3 separate regions of the Homo sapiens genome follow, and regions 1 and 2 are each linked to region 3. A link is an interaction called in ENCODE POLR2A ChIA-PET data of the cell type or tissue named here. Cell type or tissue: A673. All regions are shown on one strand. Each heading gives the region's core, and the rest is flanking DNA. Links, peaks and the distances in the headings are about the cores only. Region 1 overlaps NPAS3 (neuronal PAS domain protein 3). Region 2 overlaps AKAP6 (A-kinase anchoring protein 6). Region 3 overlaps NPAS3 (neuronal PAS domain protein 3).

Region 1 (10,182 bases), core at 2,066-6,065, 91 kb before region 3:
ACGTTATTATGGGGAAATACTATACAGCAAGGCTTCCCTCATCATTTCACATTGTACATCAGCTTATTAGTGATGTACATTGCTGGTAAAGAACTTGGCTAGTTTTATTTAACCAAGTGTTTACCAAATCACCTAACCTACTTCCCAAATAACACTTATTAACAAACGGCCTCTGGGAAACACTTCAGGAAATAGTATTTAGACAGCAAAAGCAAGTGAAAAAGAAAGAACAACATTCTCTTTGTTAAGCAGCTTTTAACTAAAAATCAGAGTAAAATGTAAACAGAAGTGCTGAAAGACTGCAAAACCTCTAGATGGGCTCCCTACTTGTGGTCTCTTCTTTCAGCTCTTACACGCTTTCCTGTGATGTCACTCACACTTCACGCAACAATGCTCTCTGGCATCTCCTGATCATGTTAGAATGTAACCAGGCGATGCCCAGGTTTTGCCTCAAACTTTCTGTTCATGCAGCTCTCTCATCTCAAATGTTTTATTTCAATGCCCCAAAACATCTGAGGTGAACTCAGGTTTCATTTTCTTCTAGAGACTTTCTCCAACTTTAACTGATTTCATGCTTCTCTGAACTTGGCTATTCTTATTAGTGGTAATGGTCACTGTGGCACTTAACTACACACTTACTTGCCTGTCTACTACTATTTATTTATCAACTATTTTACATATTTGGGTCTTACTTTATTCCCCTAAAAAAATCAGACTGGGGCCGGGCGCGGTGGCTCACGCCTGTAATCCCAGCACTTTGGGAGGCCGAGGTAGGCGGATCACGAGGTCAGGAGATTGAGACCATCCTGGCTAACACGATGAAACCCCGTCTCTACTAAAAATACAAAAATTAGCCAGGCGTGGTGGCGGGCGCCTGTAGTCCCAGCTACTCGGGAGGCTGAGGCAGGAGAATGGTGTGAACCCCGGAGGCAGAGATTGCAGTGAGCTGAGATCACTCCACTGCACTCCAGCCTGGGTGATAAGAGTGAGACTCCGTCCCAAAAAAATTAAAAAATAAAATAAAAATCAGATTGGACTATATGTCCATTCAAAAGTGCTGATATTGTACCTTGTCTCCTCAGCAACACTATATGTAACTTTCTTATGGGTGAGAAACATATTTTTAAATTTTTATAAACCTTTATTGCCCAACAGTACTATGCACACAGGAAAAATTCAGTGCCTGAACATTTGAAAGAAAAAGTACAATTCAACTGGGCGCGATAGCTCATGCCTGTAATCCCAGCACCTTGGGGAGGCTGAGGGGGGCAGATCACTGGAGGTCAGGAATTTGAGACCAGCCTGGCCAACATGGTGAAACCCCGTTTCTAATAAAAATACAAAAATTAGCTAGGCGTGGTGGTACACACCTGTAATCCCAGCTACTCAGGAGCCTGAGGCAGGAGAATCACTTGAACCTGGGAAGCAGAGGATGCAGTTAGCCGAGATGGCACCACTGCACTCCAGCCTGCATGACAGAGCGAAATTGTCAAAAAAAAAAAAAAAAAAAAAAAAGGCCTGGCTCATGCCTATAATCCCAGCACTTTGGGAGGCCGAGGCGGGTGAATTACTGGAGGTTAGGAGTTCAAGACCAGCCTGGCCAACATGGTGAAACCCCATCTCTACTAAAAATACAAAATTAGCTGGGCGTGCTGGCGTGCACCTGTGATCCCAGCTACTCGGGAGGCTGAGGCAGGAGAATCGCTTGAACTCGGGAGGCGGAGGTTGCAGTGAGCCGAGATCATGCCACTGCACTCCAGCCTGGGCGACAGAGCAAGACTCTGTCTCAAAAAAAAAAAGGAAAAAGAAAAAGTACAAATCAAGTGAACCTTGAAAATATATGTATACATGAGGTATCTGTATGGAAGACAGAGAGAGAGAAAGAGTTCTACATGGAGGAGGAAAGATGGTAATAAAAGGAAGGCATCTTCTGTATAAACAGCTATTTCTCCCTTCAATGAAAAATGGTACTGAAAATAACCCCAAAATGGACACAGAAGAAAGCCATCTGAAGCATCTCTGAGTATGATTTGTCTGAACATGCATGCACAATTATTAGCACAGGCAAATTGGGGTTTGAGACTCAGGGAAGTCAACTATTACCAGCAAAACAGCAGTTATGCATTTACTTTGGGGAATGTAATTCCAGATATGTCATATAATTCACTGAAAATATTAGTGATTCTCAATTATTTTCTGATATTAAATCTATTTAACTCTGTAAAATAAATTCTTATTCTAAAATAATTTCATTTTCTAAAACTTTACTGGTTTAAGCAACATAAGAAATGTGAAACTGCACACCTGTGTCAGCAAGAAACTCTCTACCCCTATTTCTATGTGAATTCTGCCAGGAAGGAAGCAATACTGAGAATAGTTTGCTCTCCAAGAATTTCTTCTACCCAATCTTAAATATGAATAGACTTAATATTACATCAATTGTGTTACTCTAAGGTTATTTCATTCTAAGAGAAAAATGCTCTACTTAAAAATCTAACTCTTCAATCTCTTTCTTAACTGATACCTGACTTTCTACTGTTTTTGGAAATCTGTGGTTCACATGTGGGTTTTTTTGTTTGTTTTTTTTTTTTTGGTTTTGTTTTTGTAAGACATTAATGTATACATTACCAAACAAATCTAATTGATTCATTGCTCTGACATTACCATAGATGGTGATGTAGGCACCTCTCCAGGGGAGGAATCTTCTCAATATTTTGGAAGCCAATTTAAATGCATTCTCCAAACCCAGAATAAAGAAGAGAATTGGAGCTTCTTCCATTTTATTTCTAAGCCCAGAATCAAACCAGAAATACTTGGGTATTACGAAGGAAAATGTGTTCAATTAACTCTATCATTGGGTCTGTGAAACAAATACCCATCTAATATATCCCTGATTGTCCGCAGTTCCGTCAGGCAAGTAATAGAACTATATGTATTTTCTTTTTCTTTTTTTTATTTTTATGTTTGTTTATTTATTTATTTTTTTTGGAAACAGTCTTGCTCTGTTGCCCAGGCTGGAGTGCAGTGGCGCGATCTCAGCTTACTGCAGCCTCCACTTCCCGGGTTCAGGCGATTCTCCTGCCTCAGCCTCTGGAGTAGCTGGGACTATAGGCATGCGCCACCACGCCCAACTAATTTTTCGTATTTTTAGTAGAGACGGGGTTTCACCATGTTGCCCAGGCTGGTCTCGAACTCCTGAGCTCAGGCAATCAGCTTCCCAAAATGCGAGGATTACAGGCGTGAGCCACTGCACCCGGTCATATATGTATTTTCAATGAGAATTCTGGCAGGGAAAATAAAAAATCTATTTCATATAAATTGAAGCCAAAAGGGGCAAAAAAAAAAAAAAACCCTTACTGCAATGTTTTGAGCAAAGCAACACTGACTCACTTTAAAACACTATTTAAGGTACTAGAAACTGTAATTAAATCAAGTCTTGAAAGTGCTAAGCAGAAGAAAAGTGTTAATTAGTAAATTAGTAAAAATACCATTTTTAGAGTGCAAAAGCTTTCTTTTACACTTTCAAACATTTACAAAAAACAAATTCTTGATACGGTGCAATTTGGAGTATTTATGGAAGCTTGATTTTATGCTTTGTTAAAAGAAATTCACAGAACCTTTCATCCAATGAGCTCACTGCTCTGTCAAATACATTCCTCCTCCAACAAAGTAGAATATAAAATAGAATATAAGGCATTACAGAGAAAATTTAAACACAGGAAACAGGAAAGAGCATTCCTGGAGAGAGCAAGCACTGGCAATACAGTCAGCTGACAGGAACTAATAATTTCCAAAAGGAAATCAAGGTATCCACATAGCTCACTCCCACATCTCCTTCACAACTATGCTCATTGTCACCCTTTCAGCAAGACCTCTTCTGACCACCCCATTTTGAATTGCAAACCTGACCCCACCTCTAGGTCTTCCTAGCCCACTTTCCTGTTTATTGTTATCTCTGTAGTACTTATCACCTTTTTAGGTATTCTATAATTGACCTATTTGTTTAGTGCCTGCTACCTCCACAGGACAGTAAACACCACAAGGGCCCATACCTTTGCCCGTTTCACCCACTGTTGTATCCCCACGATGCCTAGGATGTTGCCTGGTACCTGGTAGGTGCTCAACAAATCTTTATACAAATGAATAAGCCTCATCAAGCCTCACAAAGTCCTGGATATTTTTCTACTTGCCCTTTGTAATGGATATAGAAAAACTTTTTGTAGAATAAAAATATCACACACCAAAAATAGTTCTTGTAAAGTTATAGACATTAAAAAGAAATAAATATTCTGTCATATATATTCAGCTGAAAATACTTTTTTGTACTAACACATTGCTTTGGATTAATCAGATAAAGATGAAAGTCAAGCATTTTGCCAACAGTGTTTCTTGCTAACATTACTCAGTTATGCCTTTCAGCTCAATATACTGTATATGAAGGATATCTTGTTAAAACAACTGTTGGAGGCAAGTCATGTCATATCAGCTACACTCTATACCCTATGGGAACTCAAATGGCCCAAAGTCTATGTTAATATAATCTTGCTGCTCCGTTGAGCTAAGGCAAAAATCACAGTTTTTCAGTGACATGTAAGCTTTCATATAAGTACCACATTATCTATATGTCTTCCAGAAATGAAGGAAAGCTGTTCTAAGGATTATGCTGAATCAATTTAGGAAGGTAAATATCGTTAACAAATACCATAAAATAACCTAATAAATGATTGCAATCTCTATTTATCAACTAACAAGAAGTCTATACTCTTCTTTATGTAATTGGTAACATGGTATCTATGGGAAAATAAAATGCCCCTGCCCAAGGGCTCTAGGTGGCTTTTCAGCAAAAAGCTCTTTACTTCCTTACACAGAATTTCCCATGCAACACGCTAAGCAATTCCACGACCCTCCTGTCCTTTTTCTTTGGGGTGTGAGGTCTTGTTTTTCCTTATCAACCTTTGTTTATTATAAATTTGAGCATAAAAAATAAAGACCCGTGTTTTCAGGTTTTGTGAGAGGGCTGAGGGAAAGGTCAAGATAGAAATACAAGATGGGTTTTTTTCTTAATACTACTTCAAGCCTGGTGATAAATAATGATGGAAAATGCAAAAATACATATTATTTACAAAAATTGTATTATGATATCAGTGGGTAAGAATTTTAAAGGCCAATTCTAATTGTTATAAAAACAGACACATAGAATTGAGAATGATCTAAAAACAGTTTAATTTTTTAATATAATCCAATCTCCAATCCTACCAATGAACAAAATATGAAACCAAATCTTAAAATGTTAGAACTTAAACTACATATTCTTATGGACTCAGAAAATACAGTTTACTGAAGATTTCCTAAATTTTAACATTATTTATGAAAATTCATTATATGACTATCTCCCTAAACAAATATTTTAAAGAAGTTAAATTACAATTTTAAGTTCTCCCTCTTTTGCCAGCTCAATGGCCTAATACGAAGCATACAGGAGGCAGTTTTCTAAGCGTTTCTGTTGACTAATAGAAGCTGCTATAAAATGTGTTCTAGCAACTTGCAGATAACTGCCAGCCAGGCCAACAACACTGCTAATCTCAAGAGAATCAAGTACTAGTTATGCTTTGGTAATATCAGCTTTATCAGTTAATATAAGAGAGAAAACGCAGCATATGTAGGACTTACTTTATAAACAAACATCATGAAGAACTTTAATGGTACAATAGATGTGAAATGAAAAATAAAATATAAATTGCAAAAATAACTGAAACGTTTTTAAATGATGCAAGCTAAGATACTTAACACATTGCTAATAATAGAATCCGCTTACATTTCAGGATACTCATGCTCATATTATTTATAGTCACCTAACATGACGAAAAATATAGAGGGACCCTAAGAAAATCCTGTTAACCAAGATATTTTTAAGAAATCAAACATTATTTGTAACAATAAGTATAGTAAGTGTGAACCTCACTTGTAAGACCTTAAATTGTTTAAGTCAGAATTCCTACAAAAACTGGGTTGATGCTGAGATTCTGGTGTTACAATATTCAACATACTCTTATGATTTAAAAGATAAAAATCTACTTTCTATACAATGGAACACCTTTCAAGAAGAGCTTATATACTGAAGCAGAAAATATAGTATTTCAATTACAAGTTCTAAGGAAATGATGACTAAAATAGGATTTATTTTTCTTCCTCTGTATCATCTAATGGAGGTAGAAATCAGGTTAATAAGAGTGTGAATCTTGTAGTTCATAATGAACAGTTCAGAAAAATGTTATGAAACACCTCTTCTCAATATGGTAACTAGCAGAAAATGCATACTAATCACAGAAGTTGGTTCTGCTTTTAGCAAACACATTTACGTAGCTATTCCCATGTAGCGATGGGATCTGCCTTTAAGAAAGAAAGTGTTGGCCGAGCGCGTGGCTCACACCTGTAATCCCAGAACACTGGGAGGCGAAGGTGGGCAGATCACCTGAGATAGGGAGTTCCACATCAGCCTGGCCAACATGGTGAAATCCCATCTCTACTAAAAATACAAAAATTAGCTGGGCATGGTGGCATGCACCTGTAATCCCAGCTACTCAAGAGGCTGAGGCAGGAGAATCGCTTGAACCTGGGAGGCGGAGGTTGTAGTGAGCCGAGATCATGCCACTGCCCTCCAGCCTGGGTGACAGAGCAAGACTCCGTCTCAAAAAAAGAAAGAAAGAATGTGTTATCCCTGCACCATCACCCACAACATGCATGTGTCATGTCTGATTGGTACCTTAATGCACAGGCAGCATTCACTAACAAATACAAACTTTAAATTCATCTGTTTGATATCACTAGCTTATGTTATATATACCTATCCTATAACATTAACATGTATTTGTTTCCTATATAGTAGGATATGAATTAAATGTTGGCCATTTCTTATAATAATCCATCTGCAGAAACATTTCTGGCTGCCTATTCCAGCCCAACAATGTTCACTATCTCATAAGTTCTTCTTGGTGCTCTATCAATAAATATAATTTTAAAAAGTATTTCCTGATTGAATCCTGTTGAAGCATGTAGGTAATCACATAAACCACAGCCAGCATACTGGGACTAGAACAGTGGTCCTCAAACTTTCCAGTCAGCAAATCACTTTCACAAGTCAGGAGATGACATGATGCCTCTACCCCACCCCATGTTCACACAACAGCCCTTAAAAATAAAACACGAAACAATCTATGCCTGTGCAGATAAAAAATTTATATAGTCTCCTCACTTTATGATTATCACAAAAGCCTGTAAGCTGGCCTCTCTCTCTCATCCACTCCATGCAAACACAGAGGTTACAAAAATCCCACACATTCCATTATTCTTTGGCCCAAATACTTCAGTATATTGAAACTAAATAAAATGTCGAAATCAAATTCCTCTTTTCTTCTTCAAGACTCCGTATGCCTAAACCCTTTCTAGTCAATCCTGAATAGAAATTGTTTCCATCTTTTGTTTGTCATGTACAGACGTGGCTTGTTCATTACCTTGTTCATTCACGGGCCAGCTTTAAGTTCCAACTTTCCAAGAAGAGACCCTCAATTCTCGACAGCCACAAATAAGTTTGCTCTCTGGACTTGTACAGAACTGAAAAACTTAGGCACTTCTTAAGGCACTTCACCTGTCCCATCTTGTATAAAAAGCACTTGCCACCCTCTATCTCCTTGCCCTGATTTAATTTACTGTATACTATAGAGTTCTACCTTTTTAACTCCACATGTATCTGCATAATGTCTGCTCCCCTCAATTTAATATAAACTCTATGCTATAGGAACTGGAACTTAGTAGGCATTCACTAAATATTTATTAAATCAATAAATTATATGCCTCATTGCCCCACTGGCATGCAACTTCTTTGAGACTGAGGATGCCTACACTTTCCCAAAAGGAGACAATAAATATTTCCTTGATAAATGAGTGTTTGTTCCTGAACTAAACCAAATGACTTTCAAAATGACCACATCCTCCCTCAACATATTCCATTTTCCCCAAATAAAACACGACCAATTTGCCCAGTGATTAAAATGGAATATTAAAACCCAGCAGTGATGGCATCACCATCATTTAAATAATGCTTGCCTAACCCATTCTATTTTCTGTTAGGGTACAAACATAATAAAGTAAAAAAATTTTTTTTAAGTTGTGGCAATTATTAGGCAACTTTAAAAATTATATATATGTATATTTTTCTTATAAATGAAATACCAAAAATATGGGTCACAAGTCGACATGAAAGAACACTATGTACCAAGGTTACTGTCCCAGAGAAAGAGAGACTAGATGTTAAATTCATTACCTATAATTTCAAGGAAACCAAAGGCCTAAAAGTGCCAGCTCTGCTAGACACCAGGCTATGTGGGCAGGTTCCCACGCAGCCCTGCCAGTTCCACCCTGACCCACAGCATCCCCTGCTATTTCGCTTCTAAACAAAGATTTATGTCAAATTATGTTCTAGTTTTGTGGTGTAGCAAAATATCCATTCAGGGTTATGATGGGACCACCTAACACATGTTCATTTGGAATCTAATCCAGATTAGATCCTGGGTTCCCTAGGGAAAGAGGCAAGGACAGTAGCCCACGCTGTTCTTTAACTGGCAAAAGCTTTCAGTGTATTTCTATCGTAAAGAAAAATTCACCTTTGTTAAATTACATTTTCATGTTTATGTTTTTCGTGTTCATATTATAGGTTGATCTAAATTTCAAAATATAATACAGTGATTTCTAATACACTGCTCTGTGATAATACTAGAACAACTGAAGTTGTTTTCTAAATGAAATTTTAAATCACGTCCTTTTCCAAAGGAAGTGTGGTTCCCATAAATTAGTCTAGAATATTATTAAAAGAAAGAATATTGCTATTTGCCACCGTTATTTAAAAGCAAAGTTGACACTTTTAAAAACACAGAATCTGGCCAGGCGCAGTGGCTCACGCCTGTAATCCCAGCACTTTAGGAGACCGAGGCAGGCGGATCACCTGAGATCAGGAGTTTGAGACCAGACTGTCCAACTTGGTGAAACCCCATCTCTACTAAAAGTACAAAAATTAGCTGGGCGTGGTGGTGCACATCTGTAATCTCAGCTACTGGGGAGGCTGAGTCAAGAGAATTGCTTGAACCTGGGAGGCGGAGATTGCAGTGAGCTGAGGTTGCACCAATGCCCTCTAGCCTGGGTGACGGAGCAAGACTCCATCTCAAAAAAAGAAAGAAAAGAAAAAAAACACAGAATCTCTTCTTCAGAAATTTGATGGAAACATGTCATTTACAGCTCTAACTAGCATGACTACTTTGTATTTTTTCATTTGAATAATTTTCCAGAATAAAATTATTATTCTTTATTGTGGGGCTGTTACCACTTTGACTAGGTTGTATAAATTTAACACTTAAGTGATACATAAAATTAAGACCTTATCCAGCACACTGGATATAGATTTTGTCACTTTTGTGGTTCGTATATGCTAAACAGTAAATGTTGCAATTATATATTTAAAGTGCCATAAAATGCTTACCTTTTTACCCACTGCTCTAGAATATGGGTAGGAAGGATGTAGATTAGCTTTGTTTTAATAATCTTAATGATTAGTTGTTTTGATGATCTTAATTATTGAACATAATTATCTGAATATTATTTCTATAGCTCGGTATGATTAAAAGTCTCAATTAAAAGATTTACTTAAAATCTTTGGCTTATGAAAACGTTTTGGAATTGCCTACTTGACTACTGAATTAAGTTTCTCCTAGAAATGCATAAGCAGCGTAATCATGTTTTATCTGTGCCTTTTTATGACCATGTAAGTGTTATTTAGAAATATTTGAGAACAGAAAGCTGTTCTTTTCCATGCAACCTCATTTATGCCTTTTAACAAGTTCCATGCATATTATTTGATGGTTGCTCAAAAATATTAATCATGATGATAATAGTATTGTTCCTAATGATGATAAACCATTAACTTATCATGAGGTTCAATGAATCACTTGACAAATCAGGTATGGACCAACCTCCTGGGTAAATGTGTCATGGGGGTAAGTTGTACCCATAGGTAGCGTAGAACAAACCTAGGAAAACTGATAGAGGCTAAAATTACTTATTTTCAGTACATACTAATAAGAGCAAAAATTTATCCTCAACCTGCCACACATCTCTAAGTTCCTTATTAGAAAA
Region 2 (10,182 bases), core at 3,631-7,630, 170 kb after region 3:
AATCACCCCCTGGAGAAAGGGACTCAATAGATGAACTATGAGATAAAAGGGAGAGCTGTTTGGCATTCTGCATGCCAGTGAATGTCTTTTCTATATTGCCACTTTTATATGAAATGCGATCCATTTCATGAGATGCACTTGCCAAAATCCTTTCATGGGGAGGTACATCTGGTTGTAACTCTGTAGTCTGATGTTTAGATTTGCATGATTTTTTATCAAAATAAAAACCACGAAGCAGGGGATCCTCCACATGCGCTTTTTCGCTTTGTGACTGTTTCATTATCATTGGTAATTTGAGTTTTGAGCCTTGGAGGTATGAGTAATCATAAAATGTAAACACATCATGTTTTCCTTGTAATTCTTCTCCCAAACAGTCAGGGGTATGTTTGGTAATACTGTTTAAATCTCCAACTTTTCCATTTACACAACCCACTGGTGAAATGGACGACTGAGAGCTATTTGGAAGCTTAATGCTTTCCCCCTCATCTGTAAATTTTTGCTTTAACACGTTAACTGCATCTCCCATTTGTGGGTCCAGATGTTCAGTTTCAAGGTTACTTGGGGACCCATCCACTGCATTGAGCAAGCACATTTCAGAGTTGGTAGTGGTTTCTGTGTCTCCTTCACTGACAATTCCACTCTCACTGCCTGAATTCTGGCTCATGTCTCCTCCATGACATGCGCAGGGCTTTACCAAATTGGAACCACCTAGAAGATCTGGCAAAGATTTGGTAGATGAAAATGAAGAGTCTTTACTGAGACTCTTAGTTAAAACATTAGGCTGTGTCATGCCAGTGACCTTTGGATTGTTTTTCAGAAATGGCATGTGGTTGTCCTCATAGAGTTCAACATTGTGGAGGCTGTACACCTGGTAAATGTGTGGACTAGAGGGGGCAGTAATATTTGAGGCATACTGAGATCCCCCATGGTTATCAGCCTCCTCGTCATAACCAGGGTCCTCATTACTTGTCTCTCCAAGCTTCAAGGAAGGGATAACAGGTTGGAGTTCTTGATCAAGGTCATTTGATTCCTCATTCAAACTAATTAACTTGTTACTTATGTCCATTTCATCCCATTCCAGGGCATCCTCACTCATCCCATTTAGGTCCATCAAGCCAGGATCAATCACATTCAAAGTCTCCTGTGTGAGAGAAAGAAAAAGAAAAGGAGAAGAATTAGGGAACACAAGCATGAAAATTTTATCCATTGAAAATCTCTCAGAAGACTCAGGAAAGAAAACTGCCCCAAGCATGGACTTGAAAGACGGCCTAATTATCAACTCTATTCCTCTCTGAAATAACACCCAGAAATTACTGAAAGAGGCTTTTCTATCAATAGTAATTTGTTACTGAAGGCAATAACATAGACTAAAATGTAAGATTATTATTGTCAAATTGTAATTTATGGAATTAGCCATTTCCTATTGATTCATCTACATTTTGAATCTTGGATAGAGTGAAAACTATCAGGTGAATGAAGGTAAAAATAGTACAGCCTATGACATCTCCTAAGGTGCATTCACACTGATACTATTTCAGTTCTGGAGTCCATAGTAGAATACTATCTGCAGCCACACATGGCAAACTCCTTCTTGCCTCTATTCCTGGGTTCTCCATTTTAAGCAGCTTTTGCCTGGGGACTTAAAATAGAGTTGTAGCCACCATGTAGAGCACTTCATGGGCCAGAGGCACATGACTGTGTACCCCCCCTTCCTCTGTGTTCCTATTCAGGGATCTGTCTTTTCAGACTGTGGCCCTGCTCCCAATCAGACATAAGACTAGCAACACTTGACTATTCTCCTTAGCTGTATCTTCCTAGACCCTGAATGCTCCAGGGCAATTTCTTAGTCAAAGTTCTCTCAGCCCCTTTCTTTCCAGTCTCTATCTGTGACAGAGACTTCACTTTGGTCCTTGTTAACTTGGCTCACTACTTACTGTTAGTCCTTCCCCCATTTCTGATAGACAGGAACCTCTCACTCCAGCCCACACCAGCCCCAGAATAATTATTTGAAGACTTTCCTGACCACCCCAGGATGAAGTAGCCCAGATTCCCTTATGCTGCTCTCTGCCTGCCCACTTGGGACCCTTGATGTTTCCTTGGACTTCTTGGCTCTGCCTCTGTTTAGATAGAGCTTGACATATTTTGGGACACAGTAGCTGGCTAGGCTCCTGGACTCTGTTCAAATTCCTTCACTGTCCTTACTTGCTCTCCAGCTGTCTGAATTCATGCTAGAGCCAAGAAAGATTATATATATATATACATAGTGCAGAACTTGATGGGCTCACCTACAGACAGAAACACAAACAGAACTTCTAAGTTCAGCTTATGCTTATGCAGCGTAGCCAAGCAGATGAGTATGGCACTAGAACTTGCAGACTGGTTGAAGGGCTGACTTTGCTGCTTACCATATGCATGACCTTGGACAAGCTGCTTAATAACCTTTCTGAGCAACAGTCTCATTGCCTGTAAAATGGGGATAGCACTGTCAATTTTTCAAGATCATTCTGAGTATTAAACAAGCTAGTGCTTGCGAAGTGCTGAGAAGGCAGACAGTATTAGGTGGCCATACATATATATATATATGTATTTCTTTTTTTGACACAGTCTTGCTCTGTCGCTCAGGCTGGAGTGCAGTAGTGTAATCACAGCTCACTGCAGTCTCAACCTCCCAGGCTCAAACAATCCTTCCGCCTTAGCCTCCCAAGTATCTGGGACTACAGGTGCGTGCCACCGTACCTGGCTAATTTTTATTTTTTGTAGAGACAGGGTGTCACTATGTTGCCCAGGCTGGTCTTGAACTCCTGGATTCAAGTGATCCTCCCACTTTGGCCTCCCAAAGTGCTGGGATTACAGGTGTGAACCACCACATCCAGCCAGTAGCTATAATTCTTAATACATGCAGAATCGCTCTAGTGTGGTCTTGAGTCAATTCATAAAGGGTTTCCTCTGCCTGCTTCATTCTCTTCTTCACATCATACCTTCCAATTTGCTATTAAAACCACAAGGGATTCACGACTTGGCAGAAAGACAGAGGTATCACACAGCATAACAGGCTAGCATATTTGTATTAATGTCAGAATTATTTTAACTGTCTGGTTGAAAAACAGCCCATGATGCTTGTATTCCTCAGTAGTGGGGAAAAAGCGTCACCTGCAGCATGTTAGCAAACTTTCCTAAGAAGCCCTCAATCCTTCCTGAAACTAATAGTTAAAGGGTACCACACAAACACATTAAGTATAAAATACCCATTAGCACTTTATTATACTGGGTATGTAAGAGATTATCTGTATAGCCTACTTAAGTTTAAGAGTCCAGTTACAAGCTAAACATTAATTAAGGGAAATTTTTAAGTTTTCTAAGAGAAATCTTTCCCACTGCCAATGTTACAGCAGTTAATCTAGTACCCAGCAATCATCACAGTGGCTTAGGTACGGAGTACATTCACTGTGATGAATTTTTATTAGAATTTCTGTTTATTCTTTGCTTGCTGATAAAGGAAGTACTAATGACCAGTTAGTACGGCTAATGAATGTTAAAATCTTCAGCTGTAGGAACAATCAATCAGTCTAATCAAATAGTATATTAATTTCAAATACTATCTTGGCTGACACTGTACTCTGAGAGTGCTAATAAATAATTGAATTAGTCTTTCAAAGGAGCTCTTTTTGTAACTCTCTGGTTGACTTTAACATTTAGCAGCACAGATTTTCCACAAGGATCCCAAACCTAGGGGCTCACATGGAGAAGCGGGAATTGTGCCATCTGGATGGGCTGGGAGCTAAGCCCAAGTGGCACCTGCAAGTCAGACTCATCTTCCATGACACAGTCGTTTTCTGACCAAATGCTGCCTTTACGGCTTTACGAATTCAAGCCTAAGAAACTATAAAATTTATAGCAGCACCTAAAGGAAAAAATTCCTTTGCTCAGTAAAATATAGTTGGCCCTCCATATCCATGGGTTCCAAATTCATGAATTCAACCAACTGCAGATCAAATATATTTGTAAAAAAAAATTTCACGGTTACAAAAAAAAAAAACCCAAGTTTTCCCTGTGTCAAGTGATGTGTAGGCATTGTATGAACTACTGTAACTAATCTAGAGATGATTTAAAGTAAAGAGAGAGGATGACTGTAGGTTATATGCAAATAATAAACCATTTTATATCAGAGACTTGGGCATCTGAGGATTTTGGTATCTGTGTGTGTGTGTGGTGGGGAAGGAACACTGACAAACAGCTGTAGTTGGAATGGAAAATTTCCATAGGAAAAGATTAAACTTTTGGATGTAATACTGTTCTTTTATTAACTCTCTGCTCTTATAAACCTCTTATATTTATTGTGATTTCTGAAAATTTCTTGTATGGCAATTCCAGGAAATATCTGACAGGATTCATTAGAAAATCATTCACTTTAGACTTTAAATTTTTTCATATTAAAGAAGTGCTACTCACTCTGCCCTCGCTCACTCCCTTCCTGTTGTGGATTAAATTCTGTCAATATTTTCAATAAAATCTCCATTTCCTCAGGATTTAACTTCAACCATAAAATATACCCCTGGGGCAAGAAAGTGGGAAAAGTTTCCAAGAAAGATGTTAGAGTATTTATATAACTAAAAAAGTTCTCTTTGGGAAAAAAAAGATTTGCATATACAAAGATGTAACTGATAGGAAAATTATTTGGTTGAATGCTCTCTTTGATGATAGCCCAACACAACCAATAATGCTCAAGCTAATCAAACGTTTGTTTTTGTTGTTGTTGTTTTCCCAGAGGAGCTATTTGGTACTTTTTAAAAAAGGCACAATGTTCCTGTCTTTGATATAGTGATAAATCTAAATGAATTTAGACAAAATCTAAGAGTATTTGAATGAGACCAAATGGATAGGGAGTAATAAATGAGGTTCCAAAAGACAGCCTGCAATTCCAGAAATAATTCTGAATTAATTCATGCAAGGGTCTTCTATTCATAGACTTGCTGCATGGGTACAGAATTTTGGCCCAAACCAAGGCATTATATAAATAATTACACACACACACACACACACACACACACACAAACACAGACACACACACACACACACACACACACACACACAGCTATACAGATCTGCTCAAGAAACAAATGGAATTAAATAATGCTAGTTTATTTTATTATTTTTACACTTGGAAGCATTTTATTTATATTAGCACAACATATACAGAGAAAGCAATAAAAGTGGTGGAGAAATGATTATGATGATGACAAAAAAAGAAGAACCAAGATTCCAACCGTGGCAGGTAATACCCATCTCAATTAATACCCTCTGCATGTGTATGGCTTTAATTGAGTTAGGTCTCCCATGATTGCATTTCCAGGATTTTCTTACAATTTTAGCTTAAATGGTGGGTGTGTATAAGAGATGAGAAATACTTTATTACCTAAAGAGTAAAGATAAAGGAACTCGACAGTCTACAAAACAATAACCTAATAGAGAATTGATGTAGCCGCCTCTAGATACCTTTAATTTCCTTTCAAAAGTTGCATCTTTTGAAAGATTTTTTTCTAAAAAATCTCAAAAAGACTAGGATGAACTGAATGTTACAGTCAAACTTCTGGTACTCAGAATGTGCAGAACCTTTAAGAAGGTTTTGTAATATGTGCTCCCCCTGTTTATTCTAGATCCAGGAGTTTATTGGGCAGTACCACATGCAAAAACCAGGCAGGAGAGATTTATCTGGAGAAAAGTAGAACACAACAATAACATATAAATAAATAAAAGTGACAAAAACATAAGCAGCAATAACTGTAATTGAATAAAGGTGTACATATTTACCCCAGGGTGAAAAGCAGAACACACAGGTTTGAGGGGGTGATGGAGAGGTGGGAGAAAATAACATATACCTCAGTATAGATGAACCAATTTAAACTAGGGGAAATGCCAACATTCTATACTCTGCTTTTCTTGGCACCCTGTAACCCTGAACCTAAACCAAAGTGTCTGAGCATTAGTTACATAATTATTTTCCTAAATTAGACTTAGGTAGAAATTTTATAAAAACAAAAACAAAAGCAGGACAGGTACAGTGGCTCGTGCTTGTAATTCCAGCACTTTGAGAGGCTGAGGCAGGAGGATCGCTTGAACCCAGGAGTTTGAGACCAGCCTGGGAAACATAGTGAGACACTGTCTCAATGTAAAAATTTTTTAAAATTAGCCAGGCATGGTGGCATGTGCCTGTTGTCCTAGCTACTCTGGAGGCTGAGGTGGAAGGATTGCTTGAGGCCACGAGTTCAACACTGCAGTGAGCCATGATCATGCCACTGCACACCAGCTTGACAATACAGCAATACCCTGTCTCTAAACAAACAAACAAACAAACCATATAAGAGCAATGACAAACAGCTGCTTCCATCTCTGAAAATGGAAAGATAACTTTTAAGAGAACTCTGAGTTTGTAGTACTCTGCCTCTTATTGAGCAGAGAATGGATTCAGAGTCAGCAAGAAAAAACATAGAATAAAATAGAAATTAGGATAAAAAGAATAATGTTCAATGTTTATCAGCCATTTTGCAACTGGAGGAGGTACTCATACAGGTTTGGGTTTGAATCCTGGATCAGCCCTCCCATATGTTAGCTGTGTGATCCTGGACAAGTTATTTAACTTCTATATGCCTCAGTTCCATCATTTGTTTATCTTGGGACAATTACAGTACATTGTATCTGCCTTATAGACTGTTGGGAGCTTTAAATTACTAAAATGTACGTAAAGTCCTAGGGGAGAGCCCGGTACACAGCAGGGGTGGAATGACTGGCAGCCATCAGCATATATATTCCCTCTGGTGAAGTGAGGAGACGATAGTATGGCTGAATCCTAAATAACCGTTAACAGTGTTTAAGACTGGAGGTTGGTTGACTAATCTCTTTGGTACGACCAAAGAGTCAAAGAAAGAAACATTGATTAGGCCCCTTACTCACCTCTACTGCACTGTAAATGAGGTGATACATTTGTCTTTTCATATCCTAGCTGGACTTATCCCACAAAGATAACCAAATGAGAAAAGACACTTGCCCAGTCCTCAGCAAGGCCCATAGCTCAAGAACTTTCTATTTCCTGAAAATAACCTTTTTTTAAAAAAGGCAAGTCCATTGTCTGAAATTCTATCACAACTGACCCATTAGAGCAATCAAATCCTGCTCACTATCTATCAGATTGACAACAATGTTAAAGTAACTTGTCTCAGTTCAGAAAACGCTTTGAAAGTCTATCTCACACTAATGATCAAAAACTGTTCTAGTGAATGCTCTTTTTCAATAACAAAGCTGATCAGAAACTCAAAACAGACAAGTAAAATCCAAAGTCATCTCACAAATCTCACTAAAATCAGTACTGACACGGACACATTTCCTAGTCTTGACTACACAGATAATTCTGAAATAGTTGAAAATGAAAAATCCATTAGATGTTGTTTTAAAGTAAGTTTTATAACAGTAAAAATTGCCTTTGTTCTCAAAAGGGATCAGGGACAAAAGGGAGTCCAGTAATGGGAAGCAGGGGTTTTCTTCCCATAAATAAACTTCATGAGGACAGGTACTCTGACTGTCCTGTCTCCACTAGAGCCCCAGTACTTAAAATAGTGCCTGGCATGAAGCAGCTTCTTAAAAAGTGATTACTGATTGCCCAGGCATGGTGGCACATGACTGTAGTCCCAGCTACTCGTAAGGCTGAGGCAGGAGGACTGCTTGAGCCCAGGAGTTCAAGGCTGTAGTGAGCTATGATTGTACCACTGCATTCCAGCCTGGATGACACAGTGAGACCCTGTCCCCAAAAAATAAAAAAGAAAGAAAGGAAAAATTTACTGAGTGATCTGAAGGAAAAAAGTAAAAAGACTTGCCTGTTGTCTCAAGAACTGTTGAAGGGATCTGGAGAAAGGTTCTGAGGGTAAACTGTGCTGTGGCAAAATCACGTGGAAAATCCCTGACTTTCAACTGGTGCAAACTCTCAGTTGTAAAAGCTAATAGCCTCAAAAACATGTTTCATGAAAGAAGCCAGACATAATAAAGTCATATATTGTATGATTCCATTTATATAAAGTATCCAGAATAGGTAAATCTGCAGAGATGAATGAGACTGGTACTTTCCAGGGCCTGCGGGCGGGGAGGAAGGAATGGGATGCAACTGCTTTACAGGCTTGGGGTTTCCTTTTGGAGTGATGATAATGTTTGGAAGAAGTGGTGGTTGCACAACATGGTGAATGCCACAGAACTGCTCACTTTAAAATGATTTTAAAACTACTAAATGCCACAGAACTGCTCACTTTAAAGTGATTAACTTTATGTGAATTAAGGGAAAGCCACTGAATAAACGAAGAGAAAATCATCTGTAACCTTAGAGAGGGCAGGTGCTAGAGGCCAGTGCATGAAGAAACAAGTACAGGATGTGCTAGAAGGTAGCCTGAAAAAGTCCAGCTTCTCTGGCAAAATTTGAGTTGAAATTAGGAGTGTGGCCCTGTCAGGTACTGTTCAACACCTTGTTTGTCCCAGCACCAGTCTTGGAAGGAGAACACAATTGGAGAAACCACAGAGGTCATAGAATGTACAGGAAACCCTTCAATTGTTCTAATACCTCTACCCTCAAAGCACAGTAGCCCATCTCAACTCTACATAACAACCGCCCCCTGCAAAAAAAAAAAAAAAATCCTATCACTTTTGAATTTGATTTTGTGTGTGAAGAATAAGTTGCAAAGACCTTGAATGTTCTATAAACAGGATGATTGTGAAGTTGTAGGAAGGAATTCCGAGAAGAAAGAGCAATACAAAAAAATATAAGGATTTCTTTTCTTCCCTTTCTTACTGTAACTTCAGGTTCACTGGAGGGGCTGCCCACATAAGTGCTATTTTGATTAAGAAGCTGTGGTATAATAGGAAATATATTTGGCCTTTGTCCCAGTTCTCTGGCACAGAGCCCCTAAAGCCCTCGGAATTTCCTAAGCGATAGAATACCTTTTGTTATTCATAATGGCCCCTTTTGATCACAACAGAGTTTATGCTAATGAGAAAATTTAGGGCAGGGTCCTGAGATAGCCTCAGGTTGGGGGTGGTCACCAGAAAGACCAAGTGATTAGAGGGCTGGAACTTTCAGCTCCACCGAAGGACCTCTGGGAAAGGGGTTGGGGGGGGGGGTAGGGTTAGAGATGAAAACTGTAACTACTCTTCTTGAACAAAGAGATTTGATGAACTTCTAGGTTGCAGAACACCTGGAGATGCTAGGTGGGTAAGGTACCTGGAGAAATGTGGAAGCTTTGCCCGCCCCCTTACCCTGCACATTTCTTTTACGTCTGGTTTTTCTTGAGTTGTATCTTTAAATAAACTGGTAAATGTGAGTAAAGTGTTTCCTTGAGCTCTTCTAGCAATTCTAGCAAGTTATGGCTAGAATAACCTAAGGAAGGGTTGTGGGAATTTACAGCCCGTGGGTCAGAAGGATGGGAAATTGCGTGATTGGCATCTGAAGTGAAGGCAGTCTTGTGGGACTGAGCCCTTTCCCGTATGGGATCTGATGCTAACTCCAGATAGACACTGTCAAAGTTGGATTAAATAGTAGAACACCCAGCTCATGTCCAGAGAGCAGACAGTAGCTTGGTGTAAAAAAACCCCACACATTTGCTGTCTGAGTGTGTGCAGAGAAACTTTTAAGTGTGTGTAGAGAAACTTTTTATAGAGAAGCAATATATTTGTGCCAATAAATCAAAGAATTAGATACTGTCATAATTTCTAAAGAATTCTCAGGTGCAATAACCTCAGTGTTGATAGTATTATAGGTAGGTGGCAACAGATGAATCCCTTGCATCAGGCTCTGTTTTTCTTAAGCAAGTTAATTCTTGTGCAAATCATTATTCATAGTTGTTAAGCATCTACTGTAGAAAAAAGTTACTTTCCCACCTAACTCTGAATGTTTCACTAGAAGTAACTTGAAAAATAATCTACTTTTCACTGGCAAATAAATTATCTTGACTGTTGCTTTACATGTCAACACACTGAAATTTTTATTACACTGAGAAGAGCCTGAATAGGAGAACTGGTTTATTTTTTGTTTCTCAGTCACTATATTTGGTGTTTCCCTGGAATTTCCCCCCAGAGTTTCAAGAAAGTACCTAAATGTAGGACTGTTTAAAATGAATTTTTTAAAAATTTAGGAAGAGTTTTTCAATTAAA
Region 3 (10,182 bases), core at 2,755-6,754:
TGATTCTGCTGAAATTATAGCCCCAACACCTAGAAAGGCTTTCTGGGGAACCATCAAGAACATAAAGCAGGAGTTTGAGACTAGCCTGGGCAACATAGTGAGACCCCGTGTCTACAAAAAAAAAAATTAAAAAATTAATCAGGCATGGTAACACTTGTCTGTAGTCCCAGCTACTTGGAAGGCTGAAGCAGGAGGGTCACTTGAGCCCAGGACTGTATATAACTATCCTGTATCTATCTCATTGATCCTGATAAGCCTCCAGTAATACACTTCACCAAGAACAAACTTTGACAAATGGATTAATCCTCCAATCAGTGGCTTGTTTTTTTTTGTTTTTGTTTTTGTTTTTGAGATGGCATCTCTGTTACCCAAGCTGGAGTGCAGTGGCATGATCATAGCTCACTGCAGCCTCAACCTCCTGGGATCAAGTGATCCTCCCACTTCAGCCTCCCAAGTAGCTGGGACTACCGGCGTGCGCTACCATGCCTGATTATTTTTTAAATTTTTTTGTAGACACAGAGTCTCACTCTGTTGCCCAGGCTAGTCTCAAACTCCTGAACTCAAGCAATGCTCCTGCCTTAGCCTCCCAAAGTGCTTGGATTATAGGTGTGAACTACCGTACCTGGCCTGACTTTTTAAAATCTGTACTTACTCCTAGTTTTCAAGTTTTTGATTGGTCATTTCTCTTCCAGTTATTCCTCTACCTACTGGATTTGCCCACTGGTAGCCTTCCATTATTACTAAAACATTCAAAAAAATGGGCAATGAGGGAAGGAGGAATAATGGTAGCATCTAGATTAATCAACTTTAAGTATAGAGTTATGTATAGTCACATCAACCTATCTGGAAAATTTAAAGCCACAAAAAGAGTTGTTTGTGCCACTTATCTTTTCACTTTTATAATAATTAGAATGCTTCCTGTTGTGCTGTATGATTTTAAAATAATCATAGCAAGTCAATAATAGTCATTTAAAATGTAATGAATTGAAGGCTAATCACACACATTCAATCATTCAATAAGCACTTGCTTATCAAATACATTCCATTATTTTCATATTCTGGATTAGTCTGCAAATATCTGGGTTTCTGCCATTTCACGTTTTCATGGAAGACATTGGTCTCAAAGCATCCAAAATAGGACTCATGATCTTCTGGCACATATTTGCTCCTTTTCCTACATTCCCTGTTTCAGGGAATAGAAACACAGTGTACTGAGTAGAACCCAACCTTTGCTTATCGTGACTCCCTCCTTTATCCTCACCCCTCATATCCATTCACTAATTAGTTTGTGTAGATTTGCCTCCTATAATTTATCAAGTCCACCCCTATTCACACTGCTTTCAATGGGGGCACCAAGTCTTGCCTGGAATAACTGCAAGAGCTTCACACTGATATCTCCTTCCGTGAATCTCACCTCCTTCCTCTCTCCTCCACATCACTACCAGAGTCATCTTTCTGAAATTCAAATCTAACTAGCTCACTCCCAAGCTGATCTTTGTATTTGTTTCAGCTTAATTCAATTCACAGGTATTGTGATAGGAAGTAGAAAATAATGGTCAAAATTCATTGCATAGAATACAAGGTTTTTTTTGTTTTGTTTTGTTGTTGTTGTTGTTGTTGTTGTTGTTTGAGACCGAGTCTCGCTGTCGCCCAGGCTGGAGTGCAGTGGCGGGCTCTCGGCTCACTGCAGGCTCCGCCCCCTGGGGTTCACGCCATTCTCCTGCCTCAGCCTGCCGCGTAGCTGGGACTACAGGCGCCCGCCACCTCGCCCGGCTAATTTTTTGTATTTTTAGTAGAGACGGGGTTTCACCGTGTTAGCCAGGATGGTCTCGATCTCCTGACCTCGTGATCCGCCCGCCTCGGCCTCCCAAAGTGCTGGGATTACAGGCGTGAGCCACCGTGCCCGGCCACAAACTTTTAATAACTTCTCAAAATATAGCTTTTCAACCTCATTTCCTGTATAGGACTACCTCTGTCCAGTCACAACAGCCTGTATAGATTTCCCTATGGTATTTCTGCCTCTGTGCCTGGAATGTCCTTCTCCACTTTATCTACCTGCTTAGTTCTTCCTCATTCTTCAAGACTTAAAGGGTTCCTTGCTCTTGACATCCACTCCTGAGCCTCCACAGTGCAACTGGTAGCCCAGCTCTATGCCACCAGAATATCCTCTACCTACCTCTTCCACAGCATTCATCACACTAGTTGCAACTGTTGCTTTGCACATATTTCTGCCTCCATTCCTGTTCCTCCCCACACTCAGACTGGGAGATCCTAGATGGCAGATACCATGTCTAGCTCATCTGTGATCTCCACCACCCTGCTTAGTGGCTGTGGTATAGTGGTACTCAATAAATACGCACTGAGTGACTAGATGATAGGGAAGATTCTACAGAAGTTGTGCCATGGGTTACATAATTGGAGATATAGAATAAATAAATTTAGAGAAAAGTATAAATTGGAAGGTCTTCTTAAGGGGTATAAATTAAGTATTGGAGAGATTAAGTAAGCCCTAGAGAAGTTTTGGAGAACATTAGTCAAGTGACATCAGTGTATGACTGTGAGGACAAAAGAACATGTGTCCAGTCTACTTAGTTGCCACTGTGGCTAGTGAGACTCAAAGATGACACACCCCATTGGTGTTATAAAACCAGATTCAACCTCCAGGGTCCTCATAAAAAAAGGTATTGTATAAATACAAGATTTTCTCTTTTCTCTCATATAACAACAGACCAGTTGAAAGCTTGAATCCTAAACATGTTTTTAGATTAATCGGTTTCCTATTCATTATTACATTTTAATCAATCTTTTTTTAAATTTTCATTTTAATGGAGAAAATGTTTTCATTTTAATGTATAGGATGTGTCTGTTTCTAAACTACTATCGTATACCAAAGGAATTACTTTTTATAATTTAGTTTTACTGAGAAGATAAAAGATTAAAGAAAACTGTCCTTTTCCTTTGACATAAGTCTGCTGTGGACATACAAAAAACACAGTCTTAGAGGGCAAAAATAATCATTTTTTCAGTTACAAGATTACCATCTATTATATCATGATTAAGACTTTAAACCATAATTTAATGGAGAATTGCCATACTCAGACATTATGATTCTTAAATATATAGGCAACAAATCACCAAATCAATGTTTTCTTAAATCTTATTTGAATATTTTACATATTGGCATTTTGATATATTTTATTGAAATTGTTATTGTTAAAATGTTTTCTAGAACTTCCATTTTCTCCTATTGATGTAGAATCAGGAGGGGAAATTAATAACAATAATTAACTTTATAAGGATACCAATAGTTAAAAAGGAAATAAAAGCAGCATGCCTCTTTCATATGTTGAAACATGACAGAATGTTTAGTTGTTATTTTAATTAGTATGTACTTAATCCAAGTATAAGAAATTTCATGGAAATGCTCCAAATTAAGTCATGGTAATAGCTAAGAAGAGTAAAAAGAAATTTAAAGTATTTTTTACATACAATAATTTAATGTAAGTCTTGTAAATTCATAAAATTATACTGTCTAAAATAAAAGCAAAGATTTGGTCTTTAAAATTTACACTTTTAAGTTTGTAATTTTTATAGAATATATAATTGTATGCTGTCCAATTGTTGTTACTGTCATCAATTATTATCATTTGTTTTATAAAGACCACAGCACATTTTCTATTTCAAGAAAAATGCTATATTACTAATTTTCAAAATCCAATTCCAATGTTGGTATCTTTCTAATCACTGGAAATAAAAAATAAGAAAACTTGTGTAAAGGTCTGAAACTAACTGCTTTCAGGGATCATCCTTAATTTTTTAATCCATCCTGGAAAATGTAACATTTTTTTCAAGCAGCTGATGCTTTCAAACATGCAGGACTGGGCTGAGCATTCCTTCATCCTGATGTCATGGACCAGCATTTGTCTCAGAAGACATCTTTTGTAGTTGTAACCAAAAGGCAAAAGAAATCAGAGCTGTGAACAGGGAGAGAGAGGGAGAGAAGGGAAATTGCTAAGACCAATTCACTAAAAAAAAAAAAAAAAAATTCTGACACAAACTTGTGTATTTTTAGTCACTCAATGTGCATACTTTAAAATAAAGCCTTCCGACTTTTATAAGGTATTGTGCTTATTTTCACACTATTGGTTTAAAAATACTCTCTGCTCTATGGTAATGTGTCACAGGGAAGTTAGCTATAGTTTCATGAAAGACGTTTTCATCCCTGACTGGCATCTTCTCAATAGCTGGGGCCCAGGCACACCGCTCTCTTCCCGGCAAAGCCCTCTGCACTGAAAACAGTGCAGCATTCATAACTTATTCTCAGCACCGCGGGGCAGCGCCACAGAAAAGCTTCTCCAGCCTAATGGGTTACATCACTGAAAAGTCTTCCATTTGGCCTAGGTGAAAAACATGAATGCATGCCTCATTCATTTCTCCACCTTAAAAAAAATAAAGTAAAATCATATCCATCCTTAGCTAAAGACCTGCATTCCCACAGCCCAGCTCAATCAAAGCTACAACGCTGCTGTTAACTAAATGTTATGCAGTGGAACTGCTAACTTTTTTAACTACTACCACTAACCTTCAAAATAATTTTTACAATTATGCCACTATTAAAAATGTAGAATGAGACACCGAAAATAACTTTAAATTTTAATAGAAAAGTCTTTGATTGGAGTTAGCATTGCCTTTAGATTTAGGTCACATTTTAAAACATACTTGACATATAGTAATGGAATCAAAACCTCACCCTCCCCACTGACATCAACACACAAAAACCCATGCACACAGAGGTTTCCCTTTCTCCTTCTCCATACTTTTCCTGATAGTCAAAGGAAATCAGCTGTGTCCAACTCTTTCAGAATGTGTCAAAATGTCCATGGTTCCTTGGAAGGAAGGCACCCAGTAGACTATCCAAAATATTTTAAATTAAAGAGACTATACTTCCCTTTCTCCTCATTAAAATACGCTGAATCATAATGAATGACATGAGAACATTCCCACCCTGTTCTCAAAACACAAGCTAAAGTGTGAACACAGGTCACACTTGGAGGGAAATGGAACCAGTTTTCATATTCTCTCCTCTAAATCATACAAATCAGAGTGAGAAACTTAAAGCTAGAGCCCCAGCCATGATTTCTAAAATGATGCAACACATCCAAAACCACAGCTGCACACAGACGGTTCAAGAGGCACACAGTGTTCTCCTGCACGGAGAGTTCAGAATCCTCACAGCGGCGCCCATGTGGACTCTCAGGGCTGTAGTGACAATGGCTGCAGCCCCATGTCCTTACTGCTGTCTGTCTGAATGACACGGGGAAGCCATGTCAATTATGAAGAATCGTGGACCTTATGACTAACGACTCACTCAAAGCCATTTATATCCTTGATCGTGTAAATCCATCCTCGCTCACCAAGCCATGACATGACAGAACTTTATAGCTTCTTCTAAGCTATTTCCTTGCATTATGGAGAATCAGGCTGCTGCCATCCATGTTGAGAATGTGAATCCTAAACATCCTTGTTAAATACAGAAATCAACTCTTTGCACTCCTACAGGCCTGAAATCTTTTTTTCTGCTTTCTTTTCCCTTCCATGGTGTATCTTTTCTTATGAGTTTGTTGATTTTTGTGTTTTGTTTTGTTTTTTAAACATAATACCTAGCTGGCATACATTAAGAAAAATCTTCCCTAGTAAGTCTGCACTGAAAATTCCAAAAGGAGCTAAATTTCTTTACTAGACATGTATTTTTGGCATTAGATAAATTATTTACAGAAAACAAGCAGAAATATTAATTCTTGAAACACTAAAAGTTCCCATTTGCAAGAGAATAGCCTAACAACAAGGCTGAGTATTTTAATAACCAAAGGTCCCCTCCCTGTGTTATTTGGATAATTAAAATTTTTGTGTACTATAGATTTCTGACTTTTCAAAAATGTTCCATAGCCTCTAAATTGTGTAGCTGCACCTCTCTCCTTCAACACACACGAGCCCTACCTAAATTAAAAATGAGACACCAGCATACATAAAGACCACAGTCACCAAGCCCATTGGTAGGATTACTTTCTTTGTTTACCATTTTCTGTATCAATATATATGAATTCCTTGTTATCTGACTATAAGCACATCAAGCTGAGACAATGTTCTGATGTCCATATCATATGGCCCCCATGAATATCAACAAATAATCATTACCACAATTTAAAGAACTCCCAGTATGAAAGAATACATATAATTTGGCTCTCAAATTATGTATATTTTTATGCACATTATACCCAGGACTTAATTAGTTTGCAACATAGATATCAAGTCAGAAAAATCCCCACTGATGCAATTGTCCTTAGCAATTAAATCAAATACTGAGCTTTTAGAACACAGGAATGACTACACTGGAGCTGTAGACTTGGTGGCCATTCCCCCACAAACTCTTTTAGAAGACAGGGCAAAAATTCACAGAATATTCACATGACTAAGGATAATTAAAGTCAACCATTTCCACCCTACAAAAGAAAATGGAGCTTCTGTTAAGAATGAACAATAAAGACATTATTTCGGTTCCACTGTGTTTTTTTAAGGAGTTTCCATCTCTAAAAAACACATACAAACACAATAGTATTCCTGCTATCTCAATGTCATCCAATTCACTGATAATGTTGTTGGAAAGAATTTTGTGAATACCAAAGAAAAAACTGCTTTAAAATTATTTCCATTCAAAATACAGCACAAGAAAGGCTTATAGAGAACTGAAGCATAAGTATTTAGTTACTCAACTTAGCCACATCTCCAAAGACTCATAAAACAAAATGTTGATGAAAAACCAGATCTCTGTTACAGTTCATCTCTTTCCCTCTTACTTTTTTTCCCAAAGTAAGTTTGTATTTACGTAACCCTATTTGAGCATTTTCACCTTACAGAAGCACTAAAAATGTGGCAAGATTTATATAAGCACATTGCTCCAATCTAAGTGGAAGATCCTTGAAGAACAGCTGGAGAAAAAACCCTTGCTCTGCTTCTAACTCCATACAAAATTCTAAGATACAGCAGGGATTAAAACCAAACAAAATAAGATTGAGGCACTATAACAGGTCAGGGTTGCATCTAAAGATTGGCAACTCTCTTTCACAACATGGGAAACCATATAATGTGTTACATATACTGAATCTAGTCAGTTAAACTTCACTTTACCACACTGTATTAAATGACTTCTCTTCTAAATAAGTTTTTCTGTACAATACTTAATAATTCTATTTGGCCGGGTGCAGTGCCTCACACCTGTAATCCCAGCACTTTGGGAGGCCAAGGTGGGCAGATCACTCGAGGTCAGGAGTTCGAGACCAGCCTGGCCAACATGGCAAAACCCCATCTCTACTAAACACACAAAAATTAGTCAGGCTTGGTGGCACATGCCTGTAGTCCCAGCTACTCAGGAGGTTGAGGCAGGAGAATTGCTTGAATCTGGGAGGTGGAAGTTGCAATGAGCCAAGATCATGCCACTGCACTACAGCCTGGGTGAAAGAGCAAGACTCCATTTAAAAAATATATAATAATAATAATAATTCTATTTCATTAAATATGTGTTATAAATTGCATGAATATAGTGCAGCATCACTAATATATAGCCATTATTGACACGGAAGGGAAACCACACAAATCACACAGTTTCAGCCAAAGATTTAAATTTATACTGTTTGGCAAAAACTTTTAGAATGAATACTGGTGTATATTATTTTTTCATCTATAAAGGGAAATTTTGCACTTAATATTATTGTTAGAGGAACAAAAATGAGTGGAAACCTACAATGACAGATGAAAGTGTTTATCTCAAAAATAAATAATTTAATACAAGTGAGTGCCCTGCCCTGAATAGTGGGAATGTAAACAGGTTATTTAATGTACTAAATCATTCCATCAATATAAAGCATGCATATACATATGCATGCACACATACACAATTTGGTGAAGTAAGAAGTGGGAGAATTTTTATAGTCTAAAGAAAAATACAAAATTTCACAAGGACATATTTTTCAGGGATGTAAACCCTACAAAATACTCTAATAAAGACAGAACTTGAAGATTTTTTTAAAATAGTCTTTAATGGGGCATATATTCATTATTATTACTAGTTGAAGGCGGTGAAAATACCCCTTGATACCTTTGTATGATGGCAATATGCTACTCAAACATCTACAGTTTTTAGTATTGAAATAGGTTTTTCTTCTCTAATTATACCTAACAAACTTTTTTTTCCTTTCATCTTCACTTAAGATAACTTATAATTGCATGCCATGCTATAAACTGTTACAACTGGCCAAATCAGACACACTTCATTTCTGCTGTAGCCTCAAACTTTTAAATTATTCCTATCATTACAGAACAATAAGCAAAACTGCAAGTTACCTACAGCTTTATTTTGGCCAATAGTTTTAACTCCGCCTCCACCATCTGAGTGATATTAGCAACCGGGGAAATTGAGTGATACGGGTTTTACCTTCCTTCTGTTCCTTTATCCTACAGTTAGCAATAAAATGCCTATTGACTGGTTCATATAATGCAGTGGACAGATGCAAGGGACCATGCTGAAGATAAGTGTATTGAATTTAGGAACTAATTGAATTTGAGAAGGAAGAAGTTGTCTCAAGTCTTGAACATTTATAACAGAAGTAAGAGCATGGACTAAAAGGTCAGTCATTTAAGTAGTGCAGATAGAGATTTTTTTTTTCTTTTCGTAGAGATGAGATCTCACTATGTTGCCCAGGTTGGTCTCAAACTCCTGGGCTCAAGCAATCCTCCTGCCTCTGCCTCCCTAAGTGCTGGGATTACAGGCATGAGCCACTGTGTTTGGTAAGATACTATTGTAAGGGATATCTTATTTTGGAATTTGAAAATGCTATGGTTTGAACATGTTTCACAAAATGCATGTGTTGGAAACTTAATCCCCAGTACAACAGTGTTGGGAGGTGGGGCCTAATAGGAGGTGTTTAGGCCATCAGGGCTCCATCTTCAAGAATGGATTAATGCTGATTATTAAAGGGTATGAAACTGCAAGTTTGATCTCTTCTTCTCTCAAGCTCTCTTGCCCTTCCATCTTCTATCATGAAATCACGCCGTAAAGAAGTCCCTCATGAAATGCCAGCACCTTGATATTGGACTTTCCAGACTCCAGGAGTATGAGAATTAAATTTCTCTTCTTTATAGATTACCCAGTCTGTGGTATTCTGCTATAGCAACATAAAACTAAGACAGAGTTCCTGGTAAGATATCTTGAGAGAGGAGTTCATCAGACAGTTTGAAAGATTAAGCAGAAAATAAGGCAAGAAATGGGAAGAAGAGATGAAAAGGAATGGGCCATCAGCAGAGCTGCTATTTGACACCCTAAGAGTGGATGAGATCATCTAGCAAGGAAGCCTAAAGGGAAAAGAAAACGGCCTGGATTATTTCCATTTGTGCAATTAAGAGTTGAGTGTGCATTGGTTCTGTCCATCAAGATAGTATGCTGTTGGAGTTCCTCTCACCCCCCGCTCCACACCACCCCAAGATGAAGCAGGACTTGTGCTGCCGTAAGAAAACTCGAGACACATCTATGTGATACATTAAGGAATCTTTTTCGGCTTGACAAAAAGACTCAACAGAGATTTATTTTTAAATAGTCAACTTTCTGAGTATTTTTCTAATCAAAAGAACATGTTATTTTTTAGTAAGAATAAAAATAAAGTCTGAACATTTTAATGTGAAATATAATTGATAAAGTTCCTCAGCAAAACATTTATTGCATAAAGATACAACTGTGCTTAATACGTAGCTTGTTAAAAAATAATTAAATGGCTACCATATTTTACTCCAGAGGTAGATTCATTTCATTTCTATATTGGACTCAAAGATCACTGTCTATAAAGTAGTCTCAAGATGCATGTTCCATTTACAAAAGCCCTTCAGATGAAAGATGTTTTTGCAAATGCAAAATATGAATTATTGTCATCATCATCATTTTTATTGTGCTAGGCATGTGAATGGATTTTGCATCTGGTGGCTGGGTTAAAATCTAAATTCCTAAAGCAATACTGTAATACTTTGAACCATAGTGACATCCAAGAGGGATAATGACTTTCTGATGAAGTGAGCAGCTCCTCCATGGTATGAGGAGAAATGCCAAACCTGGAACCAGGTGCAAACTCACTGCTAACT

The links. ChIA-PET counts read pairs that join two places held together with the same protein. Peaks named below come from ENCODE experiments on the same cell type or tissue, not always from the same donor. Only the 100,000 strongest peaks of a DNase experiment are listed, where the experiment ranks them.
Region 1: POLR2A ChIA-PET joins it to region 3 with 7 read pairs; 2 of 35 experiments call an interaction of 5 or more read pairs at or near these places.
Region 2: POLR2A ChIA-PET joins it to region 3 with 7 read pairs; 2 of 35 experiments call an interaction of 5 or more read pairs at or near these places.

What each region holds. Positions count from the first base shown.
Region 1 is chr14:33,070,943-33,081,124 of GRCh38, reverse strand. The region is part of intron 2 of NPAS3 (neuronal PAS domain protein 3); the gene reads right to left. Among named protein-coding and RNA genes, the nearest start is that of NPAS3, 140 kb to the right of the region's middle. In A673, for the core only: no CTCF peak of the experiment used is centred there; a DNase peak (open chromatin) is centred at 3,714; H3K27ac peaks cover 386 bases.
Region 2 is chr14:32,812,361-32,822,542 of GRCh38, reverse strand. AKAP6 (A-kinase anchoring protein 6) reads right to left here. Exons shown (of 14, transcript NM_004274.5): 13 at 1-1,141. Among named protein-coding and RNA genes, the nearest start is that of NPAS3, 120 kb to the left of the region's middle. RefSeq lists enhancers at 8,651-9,380, 9,381-10,110. In A673, for the core only: no CTCF peak of the experiment used is centred there; no DNase peak of the experiment used is centred there.
Region 3 is chr14:32,981,090-32,991,271 of GRCh38, reverse strand. The region is part of intron 1 of NPAS3 (neuronal PAS domain protein 3); the gene reads right to left. Among named protein-coding and RNA genes, the nearest start is that of NPAS3, 47 kb to the right of the region's middle. In A673, for the core only: no CTCF peak of the experiment used is centred there; DNase peaks (open chromatin) are centred at 3,911, 4,311 and 5,101; H3K4me3 peaks cover 807 bases; H3K27ac peaks cover 3,135 bases.